Linked DNA regions of Homo sapiens: all the other regions are linked to region 2. The links are chromatin loops, found by intact Hi-C in ENCODE. Cell type or tissue: sigmoid colon. All regions are shown on one strand.

What was found. Hi-C counts contacts between places; a loop is a spot of excess contacts. Peaks named below come from ENCODE experiments on the same cell type or tissue, not always from the same donor. Only the 100,000 strongest peaks of a DNase experiment are listed, where the experiment ranks them.
Region 1: a loop joins it to region 2, with 4 times the contacts of the local background. A loop is called at or near these places in 2 of 110 quality-filtered maps.
Region 3: it touches region 2 in a loop (3-fold over the local background); 3 of 110 quality-filtered maps call a loop at or near these places.

The regions. Positions count from the first base shown.
Region 1 is chr10:106,791,117-106,799,116 of GRCh38, forward strand. All of the region lies in intron 3 of SORCS1 (sortilin related VPS10 domain containing receptor 1), which reads right to left. Among named protein-coding and RNA genes, the nearest start is that of SORCS1, 370 kb to the right of the region's middle. In sigmoid colon, a CTCF peak has its summit at 4,683 (motif pointing right); a DNase peak (open chromatin) is centred at 4,715.
Region 2 is chr10:107,159,981-107,167,980 of GRCh38, forward strand. SORCS1 (sortilin related VPS10 domain containing receptor 1) reads right to left here and starts at 4,726. Exons shown (of 26, transcript NM_052918.5): 1 at 3,989-4,726. The coding sequence starts at 4,546. RefSeq lists a silencer at 4,442-4,635. In sigmoid colon, no CTCF peak of the experiment used is centred here; DNase peaks (open chromatin) are centred at 3,211, 4,214 and 4,761; H3K4me3 peaks cover 2,727 bases; H3K27me3 peaks cover 3,386 bases.
Region 3 is chr10:107,811,729-107,819,728 of GRCh38, forward strand. No RefSeq gene overlaps it. Among named protein-coding and RNA genes, the nearest start is that of LINC01435, 250 kb to the right of the region's middle. In sigmoid colon, a CTCF peak has its summit at 3,262 (motif pointing left); a DNase peak (open chromatin) is centred at 3,313.

The DNA.
Region 1 (8,000 bases), 370 kb before region 2:
AATTTATACAGCAAGAGGGTGTCGTGTGACACTTCCTGCTTTTTAACCTGCTTTTCCCACTTTAAAGCCGCACTTCGAAGATTTTCTATGGTTTTCAATATTCTTCTGTGTTATCATTTTTATTGGTGATATAGTATTGATTGTACAAATATGCCACTATGTAATTAATCTCTTATTTACCAGGTTTCCAATTTTCACTAATATTATGATTAATGTAGATTAACATTTCTGTATGTCAATTACTATTTCCTCAAGTAATTTCCTAGTAGTGAAATTTATGGATAAAGAATATGAATTTTGGCCAGGTACGGTGGCTCACACCTGTCATCCCACCACTTTGGGAGGCCGAGGCGGGCAGATGGATCATGAGGTCAAAAGATCGAGACCAACCTGGCCAACACTGTGAAACTCTCTCTCTATTAAAAATACAAAATTAGTTGGGCGTGGTGGTGCACAGCTGTAGTCCTAGCTACTCAGGAGGCTAAGGCAGGAGAATCGCTTGAACCCAGGAGGCATAGGTTGCAGTGAGCTGAGATCGGGCCACTGCACTCCAGCCTGGCGACAGAGCAAGACATTATTTCGACAAAAACAAAAAAAGAATATGAATTTTGCAACCACTTTTGATACACACTACCAAGTGTTTTTCAGAAGAGTATACTAATTTAACTGGAAGTGCCTATCGCAACACTAGGTTTTGTCTGTCTTTTTATATTGTTTTCTAAGATGACTGGAGAAAAAGATGTATTTTATGTCAATATATACCACTTTCATTCCTAATGACAGTGAATTTTTTCATTCCTTTTTCCCTCCCTTTTATCCTTTTGTCATTTATGTTTACTCACTTGAAATCCTCATTTGATACACAGACTGGTCATATTTTTCTCCATTTAAAATTCTGGGTATGTCTCTTTTTCTTATTGATTTGTATACATTGTTATTCTTACTTCATAGTCTGTTTATAAGTCTGCTTATGCACACTTTCTATCTTCATCTACATTTCTGGAAAAAGACAACACAGTAGCATTCTGCACATATTATACACACATAGACATGGGTGATCCCAAGTGCGTATTTCAAGCTCGAAGACAATTAAGAAATTAGAAACTCTAAACTGCATATTTCAGTAATTGCGTTCCCGAAATAAAGGAGCTGTAGAAAAACATTATTTCTCCTTTTTGTACTATGTCATCAATTCCCAGTCAAACCTTTCTGGTTATCCTTTTATAAATTCTAAGATGTTAAAAAATAGCTCATTGCACAAAAAACTCAAATTTGTTAAACTGCTATTTCAAAAGATTTTATACTCACATGACGTTTTTCATTTAAGCATTACACAGCGCTTTACAAATGTTAATTAGGATATTCCAACTGGAAATTGAAACAAACCTCAAGAGAGTGAAATTAGGCATGGAGAGACATAATCATTCCTCCAAGATTATTCCAGAGCATCCTTGGCATTTCCATGGCTCACACCCAAGTACCTGGTTTCCCAGGACTGCATCTTAACCATTAGAGCACATAATAAGCAGGTCTTCGTAAGCACGGGCTTATAGAGTAACTAACCAACATTTTAAAATTTGTCTAAAACATAAGTGAAAATGTGAAATAAATAGAAATTCTCTCTTTGACACACGTTACACTCAATTCATAAGTGATACACTAAATGGAACCTTATGTGCCTTGTCTATAAAATATTTTAATGAATATAATAAATATTCAAAAAAATTAAAATTTTTAGAATCCTTTTTTAGGCCTTTCAAGAACAAATAGAAAAACACGACTTTTGGAAAAACATCACTTTTTTGAGAGGAAAATTTCATTCTTTGTGGGATGAGCAGATGTTCATCATTCAACCATTCATTTCATTTTTTTTAAAATCTAATTTAAGAAGTTTCTGCAACCAAGTGACAGTCCCTGTGCTTAAGACTTGGGATTAAATAATGAAAAAGACACTAAATGCCTTATTACAACAGATAACACCACAAAAATAACAGATCAATGAAACTACCATTGCAGAGCTATTGAAATGTACAAAATTTTACTAGAACACGGAAAAGCACTTTTTTTTCCTATTGCTGGAATAAGAGATGTAACCACAGAATACCTGACACCAAAATTAGTTCTGAAGGAAGTAAAGGTGTTTAACAGAATAAGTAGGAAAGATTCGTGACAGGGGAATCACGTATGCAAAAGCAGAGGAATGCGGGCATGCATTACATGTTTTGGTAATGGCAAGTTCCTCAGTTTGGCTAAAGTTAGGCAAAGCAGTCTACAGCCAAGTTGAAAGAGACTTACTTGCCAGGTAAAGCGATTTTGACTAAAGCAACAGAACCTATTTATTCAGGGGCATACATACAGAATCAAGATTTTTAAGCAGGGGAAGAGAAAGAGTATAGCTCATTCAGAATGATCACTTTGGAGGTAATACAGAGATTGTGTTAAAGACAAGAGAATGGGGGGCAGGAAGTTCAAGCTAAGAGGTTATTACATTGGTTCAGCTAAGAGGAGTGTTTCAGAAACACACAATAACAGCGTTAGGCAAAAGAAAAATACTCTTAAATCCAGGCAGATGACCAGTTAAGCATTACCCAAAATATGTCCACCAGGATTCCAAGCATACTTTATAGCTATTTCCAGCCAAATGTATAAGTACTGGCAATTCTGAAAATACTTTTCCAAAACACACTACTTATAAAGCTACTGCTGAGTCTGACAATCAATCCTCTTTAAGGATCTAACAGGAAGACAGAATAAACAAAACATATGTCTCCCCAATTTAACACTTGCCAACAATGTAAATGAGCACATGTGCCTTTTCAATGTTCAACAAATTCCTGAAGCCACAGAATGTATAACTGCCACAAAGGAAACCATCAGGCTACAAAGAATGATTTCAGTGGCAGACCTTTTTTCTTTGGCAAGTAGCATAGTGAAATGCAAACATTAGAACCCCATAGTCCACAGACTGACTCTGACCAGCACCCGAGTTCTATTTGATGTAGATAATATTGGCCCAAAGAGCACTGTTTAACAGATTTTCCAACAATGTCCAGATGTCCTGGACATTATTCCCATATGGCCATACTCTACAACAACTCTAGAACTGCTATCCCCTATAGAGAGGTCATAAGCTTTCCAGGTTACCACCACCCACATCATCTTTTGTTATCTTGTTAAAACTAAAAGCAGGTCTCTGTTGGCATTTCTTATTGATGTAAGGGGAAAAAAGCATACATTCTTAGCTAAAACAAAGTATTGCATCCTTCTGGCTGTTCAAACAGAACAACAAACAGATTTAGCGGGCAGAGAGCACATTAAACACTGGAAATATTCCTCACTTCCTACAACGTCCTATGCTCACTAGCATTGTTTCCTTTTCTTTTTCTTTTTTTTTTTTTTTTTTTGAGACAGAGTCTCGCACTGTCGCCCAGGCTGGAGTGCAGTGGCACGATCTCGGCTCACTGCAAGCTGTGCCTCCCGGGTTCACGCCATTCTCCTGCCTCAGTCTCCCGAGTAGCTGGAACTACAGGCGCCCGCCACCACGCCCGGCTAATTTTTCGTGTTTTTTAGTAGAGACGGGTTTTCACCGTGTTAGCCAGGATGGTCTCGACCTCCTGACCTCATGATCCGCCCACCTCGGCCTCCCAAAGTGCTGGGATTACAGGCGTGAGCCACCACACCGGGCCCTCATTGTTTCCTTTTCTTAAAATAAAGTTTCTGTATTCATAGACTCCCTAGTCACTCCATTCATCTACAATTACCTGTGTAAGTCAATAGGTATTTGAGTTGAGACTCCTGTAGGAGCTAAGATCATAAACTTAACCAGGGGTCCCCCAATTCTGCTCACTCACACGACCTTAGGAAATCACTTCTTATGTCTGATCCTTTATTTCTATAGCTATGAAATGAGGCTAACAATACACAATTCACAGAGTGGGTGTTCATTATGATTTGATGGAGCTAACACAATGAATGTAGCATTTTCTAAGTGAAATTAAAAGTTCTAACACCATAAGAATTCAATAGTCATGTAAATTTGGGGGATACCAGAATGCAGAAAATAAAACAGGTTCCTTTGGTTTATTAAAGTCTTTGGAAAGTGCATCCTACAGCAAGAAGAGTCGAAGATAATTTGTCAAATGTATTCAAAGATATAATCTAGTTGTTTTTTTTTGTTTGTTTTTTGTTTTTTGCCCAGGAAGCTTCTAGAGAACTAAGGTTCTGAGAAACATACTTTGGGATACTAGTGATTGGTTAGTATCCCTTTTTGGTACATAGTAGATACTTAACAGTTATCAACTCATTCTTAGAACTGGATCTAGAATTTCTGTAAGGTTTAGATCAAATTCAGCTTTTTCAAGTTTATCTGTGAAAACAAGATGCAAAATAATAACAATAGGAACACTGAGGACTAGACCACGTGATGTGGGGTTGCTGGCTAAAAGAGGGGTAAGAAGCTCTGGCTATAATGATCCTTTCTGTTTCGGGAGATGATCAAATCCATAACATTCTGAGCCATTGAAATAATGGGTGTTCGTGTGATCTTTGGTATTTATAGGCATCAAGGTATTTGCTACATATTCTGAAGTTATCCAGTATAATGAAGGAAATTTGCTACAACTCTAGAATTAAGAAAGAGATTGAATGGGAACATTCTGTAAAGGTGGGTCAACCTCTAAGAGACAGCAGGGGGAGGCAGTGTGCCGTGGAATGAGATACGGGGTCCATCTCTGCCACTGTCTAGTTCTAAGACGCTGGGAGAAAACCAACTAACATCTGTGAGCCCAAATTTCATCATGGTCAAATGCTGAGTTAGAAGAGAAAGTTTCTAGTGATCTTCCAGTTCAAACATCATGTGGTTTTTCTGGGGTGAGAGATGCATGCTAGTGAGGTTATGAACAAATCAAATTTTAGTGAATCAAATCTTATATACCTATAAATTGATATTACATTTTCCAAAAATGCCATTTCTCACCATTAATTGATCTTCCTGTGGCACTGGATCTTAGCATTTTAGTCTTAAGTTTTGCCCTTATTTAGCAAAACATACAAGGACTGCCTGCTATTTTTTAAAATGTCTGCACTGCTTCTTTGTGTAAAGTGAAGAATTTCTACATTTACATGTTGACAGTTCAGATTTTCTAAAATCAAGGTAAACCTAGGGTGCCAAGGACACAGCAGACATTAAGTCTGTGCTAAATGGAAGCTTTAAATTATAGAAACTTCAGCATGTTTCTAAATCTAAGATCAGAAATTTTCAAGAAGATGTAGATCTTCTTGACATACAATGTTTCTCACCAGTCCCTTTATCAAATTTGTTTTTTTCCCTGAAGGAAAATTCTTCCACTGCTGCATTATACTCATAAGTCCCATCCCGGCAAGACTCAATTGCCAATGATACTTATAAGATTATATTTACTTCTTTGAGCTAAAATGTAAAGGTCATTTTCTGTATTAAAGCTCAGCCTTTAGGCTAAATATCTTTCTTCTCTTTTCCTGGGAAAGAGTGAGAGAGACAAAGATTGACAGGGACAGGGACAGTTGGGGGTGGGGAGAAAGAGAGCGAGCAGAGTTTGGGAACTAGAAACTTTTACTAATGGATCTGAAATTGGTTCCCTGGATCCTAACCAAATTTAATTTGTCTAATCCATAGTTTAACTAGAGTTTCCACTCAAACCAAAAGTAAATCTTACCTAGAAAATAATGTACCTGGCCGGGCACAGTGGCTCTTGCCTGTAATCCCAGCACTTTGGGAGGCCAAGGCGGATGGATTACGAAGTCAGAAGATTGAGACCATCCTGCCAACATGGTGAAATCCCGTCTCTACTAAAAACACAAAAGTTAGCCGGGCGTGGTGGCGGGTGCCTGTAGTCCTAGCTACTCGGGAGGCTGAGGCAGGAGACTCGCTTGAACCTGGGAGACGGAGGTTGCAGTAAGCCGGGATCACGCCACTGCACTCCAGCATGGGCGACAGAGCAAGACTCAGTCTCAAAAAGATAATAATAATAAAAATAAAAGAATGTACCTTTCTCAGACAGGATAACAACCACTTTTTTACTTATCTTTCATCTTTATTCTAAGAGATTCAGTAAGATTCTTTACTGGGAAAAACACTGTCATTTTGCTCTGGCTCTTTTTATCTGCATCAAAGTGTTTCAAAAACCTCTGAGCATTTTGGAATTCCTAGACAATGGCATTTAACTCAAATATACAATTTTTTTTTTCAAATATATCATTTGCCTAAATTTCTCTAAGACTGAAAAGTAAACTACATGATGTTGTTAACTCTTGGAAATCCTGACCCCAACATCTATACTTAGGTGATTTTCATGAAAACCACACAGATTTTCTTCTAAACTCTGAATACAATCCTTTTCCAATTTAGTCTCTTGCTGAGGAGTTGCTTTTTTTTTTAGCAGTGCCAGAATACATGAAAAACAGAGGGTAGAAACAACCAACCAGGTGCATTCATGAATTTTTAAACCAGGTCTGCTGAAAAACATGCAAAACAAAACCTCTCCAAGCACGCTTGGGGTAAAACATCAATCTGAATATTATTCAGTATCATCTCCATGTCTATACCAGCCCCAGCAGATGGCCAATTTGCTTTTACCACCTTCAGTCCATGCAGCCAGATGCTCCCAGATGATGGCTTTTTCAGACTGCATCTCTGATTGTGCAGTCCAGGTACCCAGGGAGCAGGGCAACCCCAGAGTGGCACACAGATGTAAAAAGTAAAAATAACCACATAATCCTCTAAAATGTTTTTAAAACTAACCGTAGGCAGAGATGGGCTAAGATATAAAGCAATCTGACACAGAAAGTTTACCGGAACTTTCCTTGAAATATGAGGTACCATTTCTTATGGGTACTGATATGGTTTGGCTGTGTCCCCACCCAAATCTCATCTTGAATTCCCATGTACTGTGGGAGGTACCTGGTGGAAGGTAATTGAATCCTGGGGGGCAGATCTTCTCCATGCTGTTCTTGTGATAGCGAATAAGTCTCACGAGATCTGATGGCTTTATAAGGCAGAGTTTCCCTTCATAAGCTCTGTTCTCTTGTCTGCATCCATGGGAGAAATGCCTTTCACCTTCTGCCATGATTGTGAGTCCTCCCCAGCCCCGTGCAACTTTAAGTCCATTAAACCTCTTTCTTTTGTAAATTGCCCAGTCTTGTCTTTTTTTTATACTTTAAGTTCTATGGTACATGTGCACAACGTGCAGGTTTGTTACATATGTATACATGTGTCATGTTGGTGTGCTGCACCTATTAACTTGTCATTTACATTAGGTATACCTCCTAATGCTATCCTTCCTCCCTCCCCCCACCCACGACAGGCCCTGGTGTGTGATGTTCCCCTTCCTGTGTCCAAGTGTTCTCATTGTTCAATTCCCACCTATGAATGAGAACATGCAGTGTTTGGTTTTTTGTCCTTGCGATAGTTTGCTGAGAATGATGGTTTCCAGCTTCACCCATGTCCCTACAAAGGATGTGATCTCACTCTTTTTTGTGGCTGCATAGTATTCCATGGTGTATATGTGCCACATTTTCTTAATCCAGTCTATCATTGTTGGACATTTGGGTTGGTTCCAAGTCTTTGCTATTGTGAATAGTGCCGCAATAAACATACGTATGCATGTGTCTTTACAGCAGCATGATTTATAATGCTTTGGGTATATACCCAGTAATGGGATGGCTGGGTCAAATGCCATCTCCATCAAGCTACCAATGACTTTTTTCACTGAATTGGAAAAAACTACTTTGAAGTTCATATGGAACCATAAAAGAGCCCGCATTGCCAAGACAATCCTAAGCCAAAAGAACAAAGCTGGAGGCATCACACTACCTGACTTCAAACTATACTACAAAGCTACAGTAACCAAAACAGCATGGTACTGGTACCAAAACAGAGATATAGATCAACGGAACAGAACAGAGCCCTCAGAAATAATGCCACACATCCACAACCATCTGATCTTTGACAAACCTGACAAAAA
Region 2 (8,000 bases):
AGGTTACCTCTTGCTCACTGAATCACCAGGTGCAGATTCCATGTCTCACTGAAGATGAAGAGGTGGGTGGATGAGAGAACAACCAAAGCACTACTTAAGGTAAAGGGTGCAATGTGACAGGCACATGTTAATGTCCTCGCTTTTCTACAAGGAGATGGAGCTTCCAGCTAAGAGTACGTCCTCCTCCACCATCATCAGAAATCAACTCAAGATAGGATTATCTAAAATATAAACTCCAAAAGGTCTGAGTTTTTCCGTCCTACTTTAAAGTCCATTGAACAAGCCCTTCTGTGCAGTCTGGGAATAGGATCACTTTGGGTGACAGTCTCTGTTCTGCCACTGACCTCCTGTGTCTATTTGGCAATTCATTTAGCCTCTTGGAACCTCAGTTTCCTCCTGTATGTAATGACAATAATAACACCTACACATGACATTTCTGTGAAAAATTAAGTGAGATGATGAATGTAAAGCATCTACCCCAAAAGTTGGCCCAGATTGGGACTCAATTTATTCACTAATGTTGGATGGTAAATGTCAAATCCCAGAACAACTAGAAGCAAAGAGGTACACAGAAATCAAGCAGTCCATCATGTGCTATGAGAAATGTAACATTAAAGATGTCATCATGGAAAAATAGAAGTCAAGTAAAACCCTCTGTTAACAAATCTTGTAATACAATTGCCAGTGAGAAAGGGGCAGAGTGGTGAATTGAAATACTAAACTTAACTCCGGCATAAAAATATGAAAAAGAGATATTAACACCCGTCACCTACTTACTACCTACAAAGGATTTTATAAAGATTAATGCTACAGCACTTTAAAATCCCTTGGAAATAAGGAATAAACACATACACCATTATGCATACATATAAAGGCAAATATATATTTTAACACTCTAAGGATTACTATATAAATTTAGATCAGGGCACAGCATGCCTGGGATGAGTAGGGTGGGAACAATATGTTCTTGCTTACGACACCAAGCTCATGACAAATGATTCATACCCAGCACCTTTCATGCCAGAAGATCCCCCCAGGTGTTCCACCAACTCTAGCAACAGTTTCCATCAATCGAGACTGCAGTACAGAGGAATCACATCACACCCACAGACGAGGCAAAACAGACATGTCTTTATACAACTGCTCAAGTCCAACAGCTGAGGGGGCAGGAAAGTGAAGGGAAGGAGGTGAGTGAACCATCCAGAATTCCTCACCAGATTGACAAGCAGCCTATAATTACCATGCATTTGCACCTTGAATGCAGGTGTTGTCATAATCAGAGACTCTTCATAGCAAAGGCTTTTTGCTAAAGGTGAGAAGGGTTCACAGGATGTGCACTGCCTGTGGTCCTGAATGGGTCTGGGGGCAGATTTATAGGGGAGGACATCTAAATGTGAAAAGATAAGAGTCCCCCATGCCCCTCCACCACTCCAATCTGGCCCTCGGGTTTAAATTAGTGGATTTCCCACCCTGGGGTAAAGTGAAGTGCTGTTGAGAGTTCCAAACAAGTGTATGAGGCTGTAAAGTCACACTGCCCTCTTATGTATAGCCTGGCTCCTAATTCTCTGTAGTTAATCTGACCGGCATAGCCCCCACTTTAGAGATGAAAAAATCCACATTCAGCGGACACTCAACTTGCCTCGGTCAAACCACAAATAAGCAGAACTAGAATTCAGGTCTCCACTCTGCTTTGCATTCTACAAAACGGCCAAAAAAAAAAAGTTTATTTATGCTTTCTTTCCCTTTAAAAAATATTTTAAACTTTCTCTGAGTCTGGTCCAGATACGTAGGACTGGCTTTGTTTTGGAGGACATAGATAAAGACTATTTCTCTTTCTCCACTATCTGTATGTATATACTTAAAAAAGAAAAAGAAGAAACACCTTTGTGTGTGATGACCAGAGCAGAGACTGGGTCAGCAGAGGTCTTTATGGAATAAGAGACTTCAGGGGGCAGAAATCTCACCTCATTAGTTAACATGATTTGAGTGATCAAAACTTTAACACTCATCACCTCATTTCCTACGTTATCTCAGACCTGCCTGCATGTTCAATGCCCTGAACCTAATAAGCCCTACTAGAATTATAAGCACCATTTATTATTATTTTTTAATGCTGGCAGTGCTTGGCACCATTTCCTAAACGGAGGTTAAAAATTTGCCAAAGATGTATTCTACTTTTCTCTTTCTTTCCAAGATCTTTCAAGAGATGAGCTAAAAGAAGAGGTCTAATGGGTGAGTGATATTTTACAGCTTGAATTACATTAAAAGCCAGAAACATTCTGAGTCCAAAGTCTTTTACTTCTTAATACAACAAGAGCTAACATGTTTGATGTGTTTCAAATCTCCCCTTAAAGCCAGAAGCTTTGAGTTAATCACTTAAAGCAGTGTGAAAGTTATTCAATCAGTTTAAGAAGATTCGAGTTCAAATTAGAGGATTAATTTTAGTGGCTATGATATGAAAGATATAATGGTTAAGGTAAGGAATGAGGGCAAGGGTCTCCAGAACTTGAATGGAAAGAATTTCAGCTTCATTTATTTGATCAAACCACTCCTGAGAACCATATAAAATCACAGACTCTGTCATGAAGGAGGAATTGTAGGGAAAACCCTGCTACTACTCTCAGGACAGATACATCAATGCTAAATATTATCTATCATGATGTGCCTTAATACAATTTATATCTGTGTACCCAAGGAATTCATGATGACAGATTAGTATTTTAAAATGTTCACAACTCTCATTAAAAAGCTGACAATGAGCACAACTCACTAAAGTGGCACTTCTCTGGGAAGGTTTCTGGGAATTACATCACAACAGAAAACGTTTTGAAAGGTTCCAGACTGCGTAAATTGTGCATATTACAAACACTACAATCTCAATTACCTGGTTGAAGCTGTAAAACTTGAAATTTTTTTCCCCCATTTTACCCATCCTTGGTTGTTATGTTCTTGTCTATGTCTGGAGAAGTTTCCACACTTTAAAATCACTTTTAGTTATTACAATCAAAGCTGGTTCTCTACTATTTCAACTCACTGAAGTTTCTAGGTTCAATTTAAACAGGAATAGCTCCCTCAGATTGCAGACATGCAAGCTTTTCTGAAAATCTAAAACCTTTCCTGATAGGACCAAAGCTCATGGACTTGCATCCTAAGTCCCCTGGAATCCAGCCTCCTGGAATTGAGCAATCCCTTTCCTGCCTTCATAAAGGGAATGTTAAGTCTTTATTTGTGCTCTTCATTAGAGGAGGTCAGGCAATGGGGGAGAACAGGGAGTTGTTGTCACTGGGATATATCTGATCTTCCTGGGACTGACCATGCCAGAGAACAACCGCTCATTCACGGGCTGGAAAGCCCCAGTTCTCAAAACACCCTCGCTTAGCGCTGTTAGAAGATGCTGGAGAGTTCCTGCCCTGAAACTTGCATCCACTTGGTCCCTAAAGCAGAGGATACACTAAAGAACACCTTATATACTCTCCACTGCAGTTCTCCCTTGTGGAGAAGAAGGGGTTAGGAGCTCCGCATGAAATTAAAATAAAATAAAATAAAACGCCTACATATATGGGTCTTCTTAATCTTCTTTGAGCCAGTACATAGGTCTGGCAAGTAAAGGGAAAGTCACTTGAGGGGATGTCAGCTTGCCTGGAAATTTAACCCTTTCATCTCTGTATTAGGAGAACTTTAACCCCTCTGTTTACCTGGTCTTCAGTTCCACACACCAATGCGACCAAGGCAACAGGAAATAGGGATTTGACTCCTCAGTTTGAAGCTGTGGCATTTGGAGAGGACTCTGATGGTGTTGGTGGGAGAGATGGGGAGGTTGGTCTCCTAGTAGGTGATGTTAACTCTTGGGGGAAGTGGGCAGAGACCAGTTTGCAGCATCTCCCATGTCCAGAAACCCTATTTCCCCCCAATTCTCCATCAGATCACACAGCCGACTTTAACCCTTTCCATCTTTCCACCCCTTTACCCTCAGTCCCATTCTACTCACGCTGCTGTTGTGGCCAGACCAGTGGACCATGGCTTGGTTGTGTGCTGAGTCTCCCGTCAGCGCAAACGTGGTGCTGGTCAGTCTCAGCTCCTCCATCCGGAAGCGGGTGGCTTTGTCCGGGTCCCGCTCCCGAGTCCCAGGCTCCTGCTGCCCTCCATCTCTTAGCACTCCCCGGGGGCTCCGACTCGCGCCCTCTCCCCGTTCTGCCTTCTCCTGATCCGCTCCGCTCCGTCTCCTCCGGCCGGAGCGTGCAGCAACCGCCATGGATGCCCCAGTGCCCCGAGCCCGCTCCAGGGATAGCGCTCGGTCCCCGGGGGCCACTGAGAACAGGGGACGCACTACGAGGGGCAGGGGCGTGGCAGGAGCCCTGCCTGGCCGCCCCTGGTGGGAAAAGCCCCTAGGGGTCGAGGCCGAGCGTGGAGCGGAGCTGGGGTGCGGCGAGGGGCAGCAGGAGCCGCCGCCGCAGACGCCCGGGGCGCAGAGGATCAAGAGCCCCGCGCCGGCGAGGAGCGCGCTCAGCCGGGCTTGGGAGCCGCCGCCGGCGCCAACTTTTCCCATCGCGGGAGCGAAGAGCAGCGGAGAGAGGGGTCCCAGAACGAAGGTGGCGGCACGAGCTCTGCGCTGGCGGCTGTGGGGGGCCGGCGCTCAGGACCCCAACTCCATCCAAGTTGCGCCGCGGTGGGGGCGGGCGGAGGCGGCGCCGGGCAGGTGGCGGCCGCTTGCCCGGGCTGGGCTTGTGCCGAGCGCGGGTCCGGACGGAGCGAGCCGCCGCCGCGCGGGGGTGGAGCTGAGCTGAAGTCACTGGCGGAGCGGGCGCGGGCGCTGGCGGGCGACGCGGGAGGGAGGGCAGGCGCTGCCGGGACTCCGGGCGCCGCGTCCCGCGGCCGAGCTGCGCTGCGCACCGGGTCTCCGGGCGCTGGAGGCGCCGCCGGCGACCTCCCCTCGGCCTCGCAGGCGCTGCCGCCGCCTCTCCCCGCCGCCCACTCTGCGCCCCCGCGGCCGCGGGTCCCGGCGCTGAGTCCGCGCACCCTGCCCGCGGGGGCGGTCGACCCCGGGCTCCCGGAGCAGTCGATGTGTCGGGAGCTTCCTATTCCTGCTTTATTGTTTCTATGAGTCTATGTTGCTGTTTCCTTTTTTCTCCGTCTTTCTGGTCTTTTCTAGTTGAGGAGATAGGGATGGGTGGGCTTCTGCTCCTTCCCTCTCTTATGCTTCCTGAGTTGGCATCTTGACCTTACCCGCAGCAGAGCCTGTGTGTCCCAGCCTGGGGGGAGATCCCGGAAAGGCAGCAGCAGAGAGTGATGTAATTAAATGATCTCGTGTGTGAGTGTGTGTGTGTGTGTGTGTGTGTGTGTGTTAGTTTGGGGGATTTTTTTTCCCATCAATTTTAACGCTTAGATTTCTCTCCTAACCTCCTAAAGCATTCACTGAATTTGAACCCAATCTTCCTGCATGCAATCATATTTAAGAAAACGCTTTCCACTACGCGTTTTTTAAGCGTATATATCTTGGTTTCCCTAAGAGACTGCAAACTCATTGAGGACAGGAAGATCAAATTTCGAGCAACTTGGAGGAAGTGACCTGTTTTTTGTTTACCATTTTCCTCAGTACGTGGCACAGTACCCTACATGGGAGGAAATCTGCCAGTCATTAGTTCAATAAATATTTATTGTGAGTCTAATGCATATCTGCATAACAAATAAATACAGGAAAGGAGGCACAGTACTTATAGTTATTCTGTGTCACTTGGTGCCTGGCCCAGTGCTACTGCCACATGCTTTGAGATCCCTAATAGCAAGTCTGTGATGGTGCTCTGCCACTGGTTTGCTTTGGGACCTCAGACAAATCACAATCTGTCAGCTTCCTAAGCTTTAAAATTAAATGGTCACATTAGATGACCTTTAAAATCCCTTCCGCTCCTAAAATTCTATAATTGTATGATTATAGTATCTGCCCAGCCTAGCACCCTGCTACTATTCGTAAGTTCAGATGAAGATTTATAGCAGGTGAATGGGCTTTGAAAACGGCAAAGGATTTCTCAAAATCCAATCCTTTTTAAAGTAGACAGTTTGCTTCTAAGGGTTGAAATGGTTTCAGATTTCTTTGCAGTCTTCATATACGTAATATTCTCTTAGGTACATGTTATTACATTATTTAATGAATATTTACTGATTGAATAAATGAATGACACAACAAAATAGTACCGATTCCAGTTTCTAGTTACATTTTTGTTCATTTTCATACTAGAATAATAACCTCACTGAAAAATCTGTATACCGTGTTTGCGATGAGGCCAAGTTCAAAGTAATACAGAGTGATAATTACTCTTCAATTAATGAAATTCTTTCTAATGTCCAAGAAAACGTCTGTTATATCAATCCAATCCAGAGAGGTGTTGTAAAATATCGGCCTAAGTTCTTGTTCTTACGACCAGCGCAGAAAAAGTGCAAATGCAAGGAGGGCAGGCTTCTCAGCCATTAAACTTGAGTACCTAAAAGGACCTAAAAGAGTGTCCTGTTTGTCGTTAAAGAAGAAATACAAGCAAAAGCTCCTTTATGCCTGAATCCTCCAAAACAGAAAGGCTGTCTGGCAGGCTATGGCCTCTAGATGGAGGAGAGGAGAGCCAGAGGTCCTCTCTCCTCCTCAAATTGCAAATGTTCTTTGTCAAAACCCAGAGCGGTAGTTTTTTCTTTCCTCAGAAAGGTTTTTAGAGCTTTGCAGGATCATTTACTTAATGACTTCTTTCTATGCCCTGCTAACCTCCTTTCCAGTCTGGATAAGTACATGGGAATTCCTCCAAGAAAGGAAAAGCAGATTAAAGAATCAGAACCCAAATAAATTATCATCCAAATATAGGCTGGAAGAAGCAAAATGGAAAAGAAGACATTAGTGGATTCAGATTTCCTGGCTTTAGTCTATCATTGCCCTACCACCATTTATGTTATTTTGGTTTCAAAATGGAAGCGCTTCCTGAAGAATGCTCGTACAAGTAGAGTAGATTTTTCCTTCCCAGAATTTACAACCTCTTTTCAAACACACCTGTCAGAATGATCCCTTTAAAATGAAAGCATTTGCAGTCCATTTGCTGGGAGTTCATAGAGAGCAGGCAAGTTTTTAATGCCTGATTTTAATTATTCATTTGAGACAGAAGTTACACAAGTGTGGATGACATTGGCTGCAAGCCGTATTGTTCATATGTAGATAGATGGATTCATTTTATTTCTTATGGCTCTGCTCCCCGTTTACTTTTGCCAACAAACAGAAGCGGAAAGTACCAGTAATTTCCTAAATTATTCCCCTTATCTAGAAGACTCCAATAAATAGGCTAATCATGGAGGGGAGTCTATTTCAAGATGTTTTCAATCCAACAACCCACTAAGCAATCCAATAGATTTTTATTAATATAATATAATAAGAATGAGTCATTTGTTAGGAAAGTAATTGATATCAAAGGCTAGTAGAGAACATAAATCTGTAATTCCAATAAGGAGTCTTTTCATTGTGCACGTGACAAATATGCCACGACTTCATCTAAGTTATCATCATTTCTCATCTGGACTACCACAACAGCCTCTTACTGCTCACTCTACTCCATAATTGCACTGTTCCGTTCCTTCTCTCCAATAGTCATCTCCAAAGATGACACAAGTACAAGGGCACAAGCACACTCAGGTGATCCATTTTTGTGCAAGATGAAAATAATAGAATTTGGTGATATATTTAGTTTTAATCAGAAAGATTAAAATTTAGCCTTGCTAAAATATTTAATTATTGATTAATATACCTATGTTATATACAGTTTTATATACAATATAAACATATGTATATATATTCATATATATGCATATATATGTATAAAGAGAGAGACAGAAGCAGATAGAGAAAGAAGCAGAGGCAGAAAGACAAAGAATATGAACATTTAGTCATTGTATACTGATTGGTGTGCACAATCAAAAAAGTGTGGACACTCTGCCCTACAAGGCAGCAAAAGTAGTCTTTCAAAAGGATAAAAAAT
Region 3 (8,000 bases), 650 kb after region 2:
ATTTTAAACTTTTGATTCTCCTTCCAGGAAAACAATAAAATCAAGAGAATGAAGCCGATACTGAAAAATTATAATTTAGACTTTTATTTTATAGAATTAAGTATCCATCAGTCTGTTTATGAATTTTGCTTTACCACGCTGATCTACCAACTTCTATACAGACTCGGTTATATGAGAGCATGGGTCTGTGTTTGTGTGTGCTCTGTAGTCAAAGACGTATGTTCACTGAGACATGAAATATATATGATACATGTGGAACAACTATAAACAACATGGGCGAAGTGTGTTTTTTAGCCATTCTCTGGATCCCTCACAGTTCTTCTAGAGAGTAGAATCATCAGGGAAATCAGAAAACTGAAAGGTATTTTTTATTCCCCAAACAAAACAAAATAAAACTTCACTCCTGACTCTTGGTGGTTGAAAGCAAATGTATAGACAATACTGATGCTTGTTCCTAATTTAATAAAAAACGAAAATCCATAATACAGCACTAGTCAACATGGAGCCCGAGTGTGAAAGCTAATCTCATCATGAGGTGTTAAAACACATGGGAAAGTGGGAATAATGGATAAGGCGTTTTAACTGTAAATTTCAGCTTGGCAGTGATAGGCGATAATGTTCACCCACAAGGAAAGGCTTTCATTTCATCCCTGTTTTGTGGAGCTGGTGTTAATTCTGAGGGAGGTTGCAAAGACTGACTTATTTTGCCAACTTCATAACTGCTCTTGGATCTGAGGAGCAGAGGCTCAAGGCTCCTTGTAGAGTCACGTGTTGATTTTCTAATTTATTCATAAGTTATATATTTCTGTTTATAAAAAGAATTTGCAATGGCTTAAAGCATGCCTTTACTTCTATACCTACCAGGGCTTTGTTTTATCATTCTTCTGGCTTTGGGAAAAGAGAGCTGTTTCTGTTGGATTGCAGGGGAGGAAAAAAAAGGTCTGAATGTGGGTGTGGTGAGGGGAAGGGGGAAAGGATTGTCAGTTAATACATCAAGATGGAAAATGAAAACCCATTTACTTTGAGTATTTTATTTATATCCCATTTAAAACTTCCATTACAGTGCACAACACTTACATGTGTGCTATGATCACATGGGAATCTTGTTCAAAAAGCAGCTTCCTAGGCCCCAACTCCAGACCTTCTTTTTCAATGAGTCTTCTATCAGGTCCAGGAATCTAAATATTTAATAAGCAACCGAGGCAAGTTTGCTGGGTTAGAAAACGTACTTTGAGAAATGACACAGTGATCACTCTCTCTGATTTATTAATATTCTGTGCATGACTTGCTGATCAATTCCTATTCCTCTCTTCCAGTGACCTGACTCCCGTTTCTACCCTCCTAAACCCATTTTTAGTTCATTCGGGGAAGTTAAACTGGTAACTAGTAGAAAAGTCTCCCTGTAAGACTACAATCACCTTCCCTGGTTCTGCTTGTAATTAAGAGATAGTGGTAGAAGTAACAGACGTAGACTTTGAGAAACATTACAATCTTGTTTAATCATCCCAATGATTTGAGAAGCTCCATATTACAACCTATTACAGGTTCCCCTTAATGGTTGAAGGAGCTAATGTATAGAGAAGCGAAGGGACCGGGCCAGTGTTATAGACAGGAGTAGAAGAGGTAGGAAGAGTACAGTGTGTGGGTACCGTTACATATGGTGTTTCTTAAGAAATCAGTGATCATTAGGAAGCTGACTGTGTTAAATCACATGCCCTTGGGGGAAAAACAACAAAAGAAAAAAAAAAGTTAAGTCTTGTCACCACCGTCAAAATAGGAAAGCCATTTCAATCTAAAGCATGAACAATCAAAGTGAAAACATAAGCGTCTGATTTCTCTTTTATCCGGTCAAGTTATGTGGGAGGGGTGTGTATGTGTAAGAGACTACAAGAAAAGGAGATTAAAGACTTTTCCCTGCAGAGAACAAGCTGAGTCAGTGCCGATCAAAGGCTGACATCAAACATACGGCCTCAATAATTGAACCTGCTGTCTGTAAACTCTCATTAGCAAGCAGGAAAGATGATTATTAATTTCTCAGGTAACATATTAACTTTGCCTCATCCTAATTTCTAGGCCTCAGTCACTTTCTACCATGTCATTTTGCTGCTTTTCAAAATCAATTTGCAATTTAATGGTGTGTGTGTGTGTGTGTGTGTGTTTTCATATAATAAAACTCCAGGAAAGGAGATCCATGTCTTCTCCATGAAAAGAACAAGTGGGGCGGGTGTTAATCAAAGGCTGATATCAAACATATGGCCTCAGTAATAAAAACTGCGTTCTGTAAACCTCTTTTCAAGAGGAAGAAGCTTCATTGTGAGTTTCTCAGGCCATGTGTGTTACCCCCATGTCGTTCTAATTTCTAAGCCTCAACATATTCTTTCTTTGCCATCTCAAATTCAATTTGCAATTTAATGTCATGGGGTCTATCAAGTGGTGAGGTCTTCCATGTCCTCAGTCACATAGAAAAACAGAACATTTTGTGCTGGAACCTTGCCCATAAAATACAAATGACATTAAGTCATCAGAATGAAAGAAAATCACATTTCATAAATTTAAGTTTAATCTATATGTAAATTTAGCCAACATTCTTTAGGGTAATAATTCATAAGTATTGATGTTTACACTGCTTGGCAATTTTTTTATTAGTTTAAGTAATGATCTAGATACAAACCACATTCTTTTATTTTACAAAAACAGGCGTTTGGTTGTCTGAAGAGATACAGAAGAGAGACCAATCACTTACTTTCAGACAGACAAAACCACCGAATCCTTTCCTGCGCCATCGAAGAGCTTTGATACCAAAGAGAAAGCTACCAATTTTCGCTAATTTATAATACGTATTTACTCAGAAAAATTTAAGATTCCTCCTAATTCACACTTTTAGTAATTATTCTACTTTAAATAAAAAATAAACAATAACAACCAGAAACAACGAAAAATTGGGATTGTTCAGATAGTTATATTCCAAGAACCAAACAAAATATCTTTTTATTCATTGTATCATAAGAGTCTAGCATATTGATTGTGATGGAGTGACCCTTGCCATCAATAGGTTTTGGATAAATATTGCCTTAGACAGAAGTCTCATGTTTAAAAGCACCTATCAGAGTAACACCAACTGCCATTACAAGTAATTTCCAATATTTCCCTAACATATTAGAAGCTTTTTTTCCTCATTTGTGTGACAGCAGACTATCCTACCATCAGCAAGTCCATGCCCTCAATTCCTTTCATCTTATGGCTACGGCTCCCCCTAGTGCTCATTGTCCTCTGCTTCCATGAGCCAAAGGGGAAAAACAGGGTGGAAAGGACACCACTGCTTCTTAGAAGCCTTGGCCCAGAAGTGATAAACATCGCTTCCTTTCATGTCCATTGCTGAGTGCTAGGCATGTGCTCACACCCCATACCCAGTGTGCTTTCTGGCTGGCCACCTGCTTCCCAGAAAAGTAACATCTTAAGGAGGACTGCACATTTTCATGAACAACCAGACCTGACACAACAAGAATCACAGGATCTTGTCTAATATATAACCACTTTCAAGCCTGGCAGTGGATCAGCATCACCAGAACCTGGAGAGTTTATTCAGAAATATCGACTTCCTGTCCTACGAACCAAGAGATTGTGATTTAATAGGCGTGGTAGAGTCCAAGATTATCCTGCCCAGAGTCACTGAATGCTAATTAATCATCTATCTCCAGTCTGAACCACCACCAAATCCACATTGAAATGCTCACTTTGCTCTGTAACTCGATGTCAACATCATAATCCTGTTTGCCGTTCATGAATCTGCATTTTAAAAAATTATCTGGAAAACAATCATGGCTACACCAGCCTTTTTTGACTGTTTACTAAGTGCCACTAAGTGTTCCAAAGCCTTTATGTGTGCTAGCTTACTTAGCTTAATTCCTTATGTCCCTGTTTTTGTATTTAAGCTTCAAGAAACCCAACTGAAGTAGGTATTATCATCCCCATTTTCTAGAGAAAGATATAGAGGCACAGAAGCACCACGTTGTGCAAATTTATTCTAGAAAGTGTCAGAGCTGATTCAAACCGAAGCAAGCAAACTCTAGAGCTTTTGTCTTCCTCACTTCACTATAACCAGGTGATTCTGAGGGATGTTAAAGTCTGAGAACTATTGAGTCATGAGAGATATGCAAGTGCTTCTGATACAAGTAGTGTTAAAAAAAACACTTGGAGAAACACAAATAAAATTTTTAAATGTTCTTCATTTTTGCTTTCAAACTCAGTATAGATATCTACTCTGAACTCTAGCTGTACATTCAAATACCTTTTCTATGTCATAATTCAACTCTTCATGGCCTAGAACAAACTCAAACTCCCTGCTAATTTCTCTTCCTCCAGCACTCTCTACTTCAAAAAGGACATAACCTTTCCCACAGGGGAGCAGTCTGAAAACCTGGAAATCATCCTCACATGTCTTTCCTGCATCACCCGTTTTGCTGGCATCATGAGTGATTCCTGACACTCTCACCTGCTAAATCTGTCACTACTCTGCTCTTCTCTTCTGCAGTCCTTGCTATCACCATCTCCCCAGGGCTTTGGCAGCAGCCTGGCATCTTGTCTCCCACTTTTTGTCCCCAAGCCATTCTTCATATTGTGGAAAGAGTGATCTTTTCAAACCATGAGAGATGAAACCCCAGATCCTTAATATTTCCTAGAAAAGTCTGCATGTGCAGCTCTGATTACTACATGGGCCTTAGCTCAGGCCATGGTCCCCAGCCCCCATACTCCAGGCATGTTGATCTTCCTTTAGTTCTAACTCCACTGTTTCTTTGTCTTCAGCTTTTCACGTGGGTCCCTGTGCTTGGAATGCTCCCCTCAGAAGAGCATTGCATAAGTTACTTCAGGACTCTGAGCCTCAGTTCTCATCTATAAAATGGGTATAAAACTTTGGAACAGAATTGTTAAAATCGTGAAAATAAAATGTATATAGTCAATAAATTTTAGTTTTTCTGCATATGTTCAGGGCTTTTTTTCTTATCTTCCAATAATCTTCATATTAAAACATATCAAATGATGTTTCTTTTCACTCTTTTACTAGCAGCAATTTCATGAAATCTCAAGGTTAGATACGTCTCTTAAAGAATTTATGTTATTTCAGAAATTAATTAAAGTCATCACATATCTTGCTGGGGAACGCTTTCCCTGCGGTTTTTAATTACTGTCTAGTTAACAATATCCTTTAGAATGTTGTGTCTTTTACAAATGTAGGTGTTGGATGGCTATAATTTTCAGAATTACTACTTTGGTCTACAACCCATTTAATGAGTTAGTAAAAACAATTAATGGAATTTACATACTTACTTGGGCTCTGACAGGGAGGAAAAAAAGAGAAGATTCCAAATAAATGAGCAAGTAAAAGAGCATTAATTAGCATCTAATTTGTAATTGCAGAGTTCAGTGCTCAATACTTTAGAAATTAATTGAACTCTATGTTGATGTGTAAGGTGAAAGCATACCCAACTTCTTGTTGAGATAAGATTAATATTATCCTCATAAAAAACCCTCAAGAATACTGATTGTTGAAGGAACAAACATATATAACACCAAGGGTTGTCAGCAGTATGAGCCAGCAAGGAGGGATGGTATAGCATTAAATACATACAAAAGATGGAAAGGCAGTGAGGTTCTGAATAAAATGTCCACAGAAATAAGGGTCCAACCAAACATACTGGTTATTGCATTATTATGTTAAGTCTAGGACTAATACAACTTTTGTTACCATGTAAGTCATAATTTATTCAAGAAAATAAATGAATATTTGAAATAGGGATTGAAAAACTTTTGGCATGTAATGGGTAAATTTGGACATCTTAAAAATAATTGGATAATAACTATTTAAACTCCACATTCTGGAGCACAGTGAATTCTTTTGGGGAGAGGTTGGGGTTTTATAATTCTCAGCTGCATGTGCTATGTATAGTTTTAGCCAGTCGATATTATAGTTTAGCACGAGGGGTATCATAGGCAGATGAAGTGACAAAAGGGAAGGATCTTAAGCAGCAGGAGAGGGCCTCAGCTGTCTTCTATGCAAACCTGTGTCCATCGCAGCTCTGCCTCTTGCTGTACAAATTTGGAAGGAAATTCAACCTTGCTCAGCCTCAGTTTCCTCATTCATAAATTGGAGATGTTATTACCTGACTTACAGTATGGCTGTGAGGTTTATCAAGGCAATTATGCAATGTGGCAGAAGCGGGATTCAAACTTCAGCAATTTGAATCCAGAATCCACACTTTTAGTGAGGTTAAGCTAAACTCATCCTTATTCTGCTCCTGTGTGATTCTGATGCACAAAATGTGGCTTCAGCACATAGTGAGTGCTCAACTAATTGTAGTTATCAGCATACAAAATAAATATCTATTTGCATTTTTTTAATATTTGGTCAAAGTCAGTTGAGATGGTAAATGACAGACTTTGGCCTAACAAAGCTTACATGGGGGCCATGGGGGCTAAAGTCAGCCTGGGGGCCAGGTGGGGAGCAGGTGAAGTTGTAGGGGAGGCAGGCATGGATTCCAGGTGGGGTAACATACCTGGGCTGTGGGCTTTTGTCTGTTAGCTGTTGCATCTTTCACCAGCAATGGGCAGCCTTTCAAGCTAGCACTTGTATGGGGGGAGTTACTGCCTCTCAGCACTGCCAGACGTGTCCCGCCTCCTGCGATGGAGGCAACTCTCCCTATCATGTAAATCTTGAAAAGAAAGTATGTTTTAAAAACTTACTTTCTATATCTGTAGTCCCAGCTACTCGGGAGGCTGAGGCAGGAGAATAACGTGAACCCGGGAGGTGGAGTTTGCAGTGAGCCGAGATGGTGCCACTGCACTCCAGCCTGGGCTACAGAGCCAGACTCCATCCCAACAAAACAAAACAAAACAAAACAAAAACAAACAAACAAAAACAAAAAAAAAACTTACTTTCCTCCTGACGTAAGTGTGAACAAGCTTGTGCCTAAAGAAAGTTTTGGTAAAACAATATGTATATCTAATTTTAAATGCATTAAAGAGATCACTACTGCAAAAATTCCTCTAATAAAACTTTTATAACACAATTTATTGATTATTATAGAATATGTAGGAACTCTTCGGGGGAAGAATAATTGAAAAGATCTGCCTAGTTTAAAAAGTTGTTTCTTTTTGTCTATACAATAATCATTTCTTAGCACCTACTCTGTGCCAGGCCCAGAAGATGTAAGAATGACCGTGTCAGACCCTCTCACTGCCACAGAGAAGCCATCTGTGGAGCAGACAGATGGGGCTGGGGACGAGTAGGTGTCCTGAAATGTATTAGGTGATGAGGCTGAAGCCTGCACAGAAGGTTTTAGGGCACTGGGGGCAAAATAGAAAAGACAAGTGCTCAACTGCATTCAGATGAAGGAGAATCAGAAGCAATTTTACCTTAGAGTGATGATTGCTCGGAACTTTGAAGAGGATGTATTTTCTGGGGCAGCAGGAAAGGAGCAGGATTTCAGGCTAAAGACACTACACAGGGCAGCAGGTCATCAAATAACCTGGAAGCTCCTTATCCATTCTAACCCTCAGTTCCCCACTTAGCAAATGAAAAAATACAGCACAGCGGCCAAGAATGAGTTCTATTGCTCGTGTCTGATAGAAATGCTCTACCACCTACTAGCTGGGTGAGCTTGCACACGTTAATCCTCTAAGCTTCAGTGTCTACATCCGTATTTACAAATCCCACTGGCTTTTCCTTCCTATCTTTATCTTTCTCTTTCCAATCTTTTCCTTTCTCTTCCTCTGAAGATTTGGCGGCAATGTGGACTAAGGAAATGAAGGGAATTGCAGAGGCAATAGTGTCAAGGTGGGGTCTTGAGAAGGCTGCAGAAGTGAATAGATGAATAATCAGGGTCCTCAGAATGAATAGGCAAAAATAGTGTGCCCAGAAGCCGAGGTCAACTGGAATTACAGCATAGCCAGAAATGTGTTGAGGGTGGACGGGGTTGCGGGGGGGTGAGGGGGTGGGGGAGAGA